Linked DNA regions of Homo sapiens: region 2 is linked to region 1. The links are chromatin loops, found by intact Hi-C in ENCODE. Cell type or tissue: endothelial cell of umbilical vein. All regions are shown on one strand. Links, peaks and the distances in the headings refer to the core of each region. The heading gives the core; the rest is flanking DNA.

The links. Peaks named below come from ENCODE experiments on the same cell type or tissue, not always from the same donor. Only the 100,000 strongest peaks of a DNase experiment are listed, where the experiment ranks them.
Region 2: a loop joins it to region 1, with 8 times the contacts of the local background. A loop is called at or near these places in 2 of 110 quality-filtered maps.

Annotation. Positions count from the first base shown.
Region 1 is chr22:42,436,163-42,439,066 of GRCh38, reverse strand. LOC101927344 (a long non-coding RNA gene) reads right to left here and starts at 900. Exons shown (of 6, transcript NR_188414.1): 1 at 735-900. It also overlaps a transcript of NFAM1 not described here. RefSeq lists enhancers at 351-852, 816-865, 1,606-1,705. In endothelial cell of umbilical vein, for the core only: a CTCF peak has its summit at 1,371 (motif pointing right); no DNase peak of the experiment used is centred there; H3K4me3 peaks cover 238 bases.
Region 2 is chr22:42,113,475-42,116,378 of GRCh38, reverse strand. The region is part of intron 3 of NDUFA6-DT (NDUFA6 divergent transcript); the gene reads right to left. Among named protein-coding and RNA genes, the nearest start is that of CYP2D6, 16 kb to the left of the region's middle. In endothelial cell of umbilical vein, for the core only: a CTCF peak has its summit at 1,460 (motif pointing right); no DNase peak of the experiment used is centred there.

The DNA.
Region 1 (2,904 bases), core at 94-2,593:
GAGCCCTCCTGTCTACTCCTGGAAGCTTCTTTTTTTTTTTTTTTTTTTTTGTGAGACAGAGTTTTGCTCTTGCTGCCCAGTCTGGAGTGCAATGGCGCAATCTCGGCTCACTGCAACCTCCACCTCCCGGGTTCAAGCGATTCTCCTGCCTCAGCCTCCCGAGTAGCTAGGATTACAGGCGTGCGCCACCATGCCCGGCTAATTTTGTATTTTTAGTGGAGACGGTGTTTCTCCATGTTGGTCAGGCTGGTCTCAAACTCCTGACCTCAGGTGATCCACCCGCCACAGCCTCCCAAAGTGCTGGGATTACAGGCGTGAGCCACCTCGCCTGGCCTAAAACTACTTTTCTATCAACATCTCACTGTTTGCAGAGTGCTCTCACTTCGTTTACTTCCATTGTTCTTCACTAAACCCTGACAAAGTGGGTATTTCATCCCCATTTTGTGGATGCAGAAACTGCCCCCCACTTCAACGCCTGAGGAGACAAGGCTGGGATGCAAACTGAGCTCACGCCAGAGCCCCTGCCCTTCCCAGGACGCGGCGCTGTCCCTACAAGGAGGAGGGAGAGGGGAGGGAGTGGGGAAGGGAGAAAGGTTGCCGGGAGGAGGAGGAAGGATGGAAGGGAGGGAGGGAGGGCAGGTGGGGGGCAGAAGGGGCGGGGAGGAGGGAGGAAGTGGGAAGGAGGGCGAAGAAGGGAGAAGCGGGGGAACGGAGAGGGGGAGGGAGTATCAAACCTGTCCCATATTTGAGAGGTGCTTCGGGCAGTTTCCGAAGTGTGAGAGCCAGGGTCTGTTTAAATGCAGATTTCCTGGCCCTGCAACTCTCTGGGGTGGAGCCAGCGTGTCTGCAGAATAGTGGCAGCCACACACACACCCTCTGCTCACGGGAGACTGAGGCTCTGGTCTCACAGAACCTGAGAACTGTGGGTGAGGAAGCATGAATAGCCTCAGGGGAGGCTAATTGCTTCCTTAATTAGCTGAACCCGCGCTGGGGAGCCCTGCCCGGAAAGTCCCAGTTGCTGGGAAGGATGGGACTGGCTTGCCTGGCGGCCAATAACCGTTTCCGCTGGCGGCTGCCCCCGAGGAGACTGTGCGGCGTTTCCAGCAGAAACAGCACGAGGGGAAAGGGCCGGGCCACCGCGGTGCCCAGGAAGGGATTTAAAGAGGCAAGCTGAGGTCCTGCAGCCGCCACGCCCTGCACCCTGTACCGACAGCCCTCCGCCGGCACACTCTTGGTTCTGCCTGCACCGGACCCCCCCGGAACCCCCACTGCCCTATCCCACTGCCGCTCAAGCCCTATCTTGATCTTGCTAGGCGGTGGCCTCAGGGCAGCCCAGGACCCCTAGAGGGGGAAGAAGGGTCACGGAGAGGAAATCTCAGGTGAGGGCGTTCCCATGTCTACCACCAGGTGGCACCATCAGCACAGGCCAACCCTGGGGCCGTCCTGCGTGGCCAGGAGGGGAAGTGGGTGGCACCGTTAGTGGGGGACTTGGTGGCTCTGGCGTCTGTTGTCTGAGGGCCTCCTGGTTCTGTGCTCGTCTCTTTCAGGGACATGGTTGTGTCAAGGGCCCGAGCCTCCCAGAACCTTGGCACATGGTGGACGTGGAATAAATGTTGAAAATTGTGGCCGGGTATGGTAGGTCACACCTGTAATCCCAGCACTTTGGGAGACCGAGGCGGGCAGATCACTTGAGGCCAGGAGTTCGAGACCAGCCTGGCCAACATGGTAAAACCCCGTCTCTACTAAAAAATACAAACATAGCCGGGTGTGGTGGTGGGTGCCTTTAATCCCAGCTGCTTGGGAGGCTGAGACAGGAGAATCACTTGAACCTGGGAGGAGGAGGTTGCAGTGAGCCAAGATCGCACCACTGCACTCCAGCCTGGGTGACGGAGCGAGACTCCATCTCAGAAAAAAAAAAAAAAAAAGACAAAAAGAAAAAATCATGCCACCTTTGTTTTTTGTTTCTTCCAGATCTTGAAGATTCCTTTTGGTGTGGCGGGGTTGGGGAGTTGGCACTAGCTCCTTGCTGCCTCCCAGAAACTGAGCATAGCAGGGGGACCATGGTATGTGTCCAGTAGAAAAGCCCGGGTCCCCTCTGTGACCTCAAGCAGGTGAGTCACTGTTTTTCTCCCTCACTAAATATGTCAGCTGAGGCGTATAATATCTGCCCTGATTAAAGGACCAGGTGAATTGCAGGAGAGCGCAGTGGTTAAAGCCAGGTCCCGGGAGCTGGAGCCCTTGTTCCACTGCGTCTTCGCTGTGTGGCCTTGGGCAAGTGGCTTGTGTTCTCTGAACTCCAGTTTCCTCATCTGCGAAGCAGGAGCAGTCATAACACCTCCCATACAAGGTTTCTATGAGGGCTGAAGTACAAGAAAAGCCTTTAGAACTGTGTCTGGCATCAAACAAATGCTTAAGAGCCAAAAATACAAGCAGCTGGAACTGAGAGGGGATTCTGGAGACAAGCCAGGCCAGGCTTCCAGCCCGGGCAGCCTGCGGGCAGATGGCCTCCAGGTGGGTCTGCCTGCCTCTGGTGGGGTCAGCACCACCCAGCTGCAGGGCCACTGCGAGGCACAAGACGGCCCCAGAGGTAAACCCGGCTGCTCCTAGGATGGAGGCTGCCCTTTTTGATAGTGAGGGTGTTTGAGAGAGAGGGTGGATCGGCCCCTGAGTACCCTGGAACCCTTTTTGCCTCAGTGAAGCCAGCTCAGAGGGTCATTCTGAGGGGTCCCTCCTGCTGGTCGGCTCAGCTCCTCTTGGTGCTGGAGTCTTTGGGGAGGAAGGAAGTGATTTTCGCAGCCGCAGCGGGGAGCAGAGGGATCTCCTTCCCACGGCACTTCTGCTTCCTGTGCAGAAAGGAACCATGAAGAGCTCAGGACCTCACTGTGTCCCGGCTGGAGGCCTCTC
Region 2 (2,904 bases), core at 187-2,686, 320 kb after region 1:
GGATTGGCCAGGCGCAGTGGCTCACACCTGTAAACCCAGCACTTTGGAAGGCTGAGGCGGGCTGATCACTTGAGGTCAGGAGTTTCAGACCAGCCTGGCCAACACAGTGAAACCCCATCTCTACTAAAAATACAAAAATCAGCCAGGCATGGTGGTGCGTGCCTGTAATACCAGCTATTTGGGAGACTGAGGCAGGGGGATTGCGTGAACCCAGGAGCCAGAGGTTGCAGTGAGCTGAGATTGCACCACTGCACTGTGAGCAACAGAGTGCTCAGAGTCTCAAAAAGGAAAGAAAGAAAGAAAGAAAAAGACAACAAAAAAAATACAGGCTATGGATGAAAAATTCTCCAGAGAAACAGATATTATAAAGAAAAAAAAATCACAATTTCTGCAAATGGAAGACACACTTAAAGAAATAAAAAATGCACTGGAAAGTGTCAACAACAGACTAGAACAAGTATGTAGGATACAATAAAATTCCTCTTCAAAGGTTTAGCCTGTTAACTTCCTTGTTCTTTGTTCTCAAACTCAACTTTCTTGTTCTCTATGCCTCCTTGCCCCTAGTTACTGTAACTGTAAACAACCTTCCTGTCAGTTCTAATCAATAACTCACATCTGTTCCCTTGGTTACCCACTCTTCACCCCTTCCTCCCTTCGAAACCGCACGTCCCACCACTGTAACTCACATTTCCCTTCCCTTCCTTATTTGGGAAAGTATTCACAAATAGCCAGTCGGGTCAGTTTAGATTGTGCAGTCCAACCACAGCCCATGAAGGAGTGACACAGAGGGAGGGATTGCATTAGGAATAAAAACCCCTGCTTTCCTTTGTTCAGTGTGCTCTTGCAATCGTGATTGACACAAGCAGCACCCTTCTGCAGAAGTAAACTGCCTTGCTGAGAAAACTTTCGCCTCAGTGCTGGTTTCACTTTGCAGCACTGAGCATTTATCTCCAACAAATCTGGGGCTCATCCAGGATTCCCATTCTCCTCCAGGGAAGGGGTCTCTGGTCACCTCTCATAAGGAGACGCATCCCACTGCCTCGTTGCGGTGGCCTCAGGGTGAGGGATCGGAACCCACCCGGTGTGACGAATAAATCCGGACTCTCAGCAATGTGGGGAAAAAAAGGCTTGCAACACCATGGTGACCAGGTAACTTTGTGCACAGACCAAGGTAAGAAACGTCACAGGGGTGACAAAGCATTTCCTTGGTGGTCAAGATATTCTGGAGATTGAAAGTGTGTATGAATGATCACAAGCATTACTGCTTGCGGTGCTGCTTGTGTGAATGGTACTAAGCACTACTGCTGTGCGGAATGAGTGTGTCCTATCTGAGGTTCCATGGTCACCTCATATGGCTTAGGACAGATCCTGCCATGGGGTTTATATGGGCGTGCCAAAGGTAAGAGGGACCTAAATTCCCCTCCGGGAAGCGACCAGAGTGGACGAAGCAAAAGAAGGGTGCAAGGAGCCTCCAGCAGGTGGGGCTAAAGGATAGAAATCTCTAGTATGAGGAATTGAGCCTCAATAAGCCTCCAGAAAAGGAGAGGCAAGAAATCTCTAATACGAGGGATTGAGCCTCAGCAAGCCTCCAGAAAAGGATAGGCAAGAAATCTCTAATATGAGGGACTGAGCCTAACTAGGACCCAACATGGGAAACACCCCAAGCAGGACACGGAGTAAAAAGGATAAAGACAGCAATAAAGATATTCCTGCTGTTAGTCCCCTAGGTCTCATGTTAAAATATTGGAAAGATAATGAGAGAACTAAACATAAGAAAAAGCAACAAATGACAAACAATTGCTGTTTTATTTGGACTCAGGGACCCATCCTCAAACCCTCAATCTTTTGGTCAAAGTTTGGGTTGAACAAGGATGTGATGTGTCAACTTCTAATTCAATATGTAAATGATAAAAGTCCAGTTTCTCAAGAAGAATTGGCCTATGCTCTTTGTTGGAGGCAGGGACCTGTCCTCCTCTTTCCCTTAAAGACAACTAGGGAAAAACCCAATCTAGCACCTCAAACTGAAGAGTGAGAAAAGCCAGTCCCCATGCCTAAAGACTCCAGCACATGGGATCCTCTAAACCATCTTCCCCCACGCTCAGTGCCCCTAACCCTTCCCCTCAGGTAGCAGCTGCTGTCCCCGTTCCTGCTCCAGATCCTTCTCCTGCTCATGTTATTCCTCCTCCTTACAATCCTGATTCTTGGGAATCACCATCCCATTAGCCTGTTCCTTCTCAGCCTAAGTACCCCTCCCTAAAAGGACTCCAACGTGAGGTAGAACAATGTAAAAAAGATATCCAAAATTTCCCATTTCCCTCCACATCTATGGAGTCAGCCCCAACTCTCTTCCCCTTAAAAGAGGTGCCACAAGGACAGGGGGGCTATTAATTTTGTGAATGCTCCCTTAACCAGTTCAGAGGTCTGAAGTTTGAAGAAGGAACTTAAGCCGTTATTGGATGACCTTATTGGGTAACAGATCAGGTTGATCAATTCTTAGGACCTCAGTTATACACTTGGGTGGAGTTAATGTCCATCCTAGGCGTCCTCTTTTCTTTTTTTTTTTTTTTTTTTTTGAGACGGAGTCTCGCTCTGTCGCCCAGGCGGGACTGCGGACTGCAGTGGCGCAATCTCGGCTCACTGCAAGCTCCGCTTCCCGGGTTCACGCCATTCTCCTGCCTCAGCCTCCCGAGTAGCTGGGACTACAGGCGCCCGCCACTGCGCCCGGCTAATTTTTTTTGTATTTTTAGTAGAGACGGGGTTTCACCTTGTTAGCCAGGATGGTCTCGATCTCCTGACCTCATGATCCACCCGCCTCGGCCTCCCAAAGTGCTGGGATTACAGGCGTGAGCCACCGCGCCCGGCCTGCGTCCTCTTTTCAGGGGAGGAAAGAAGCATGATCTGTAG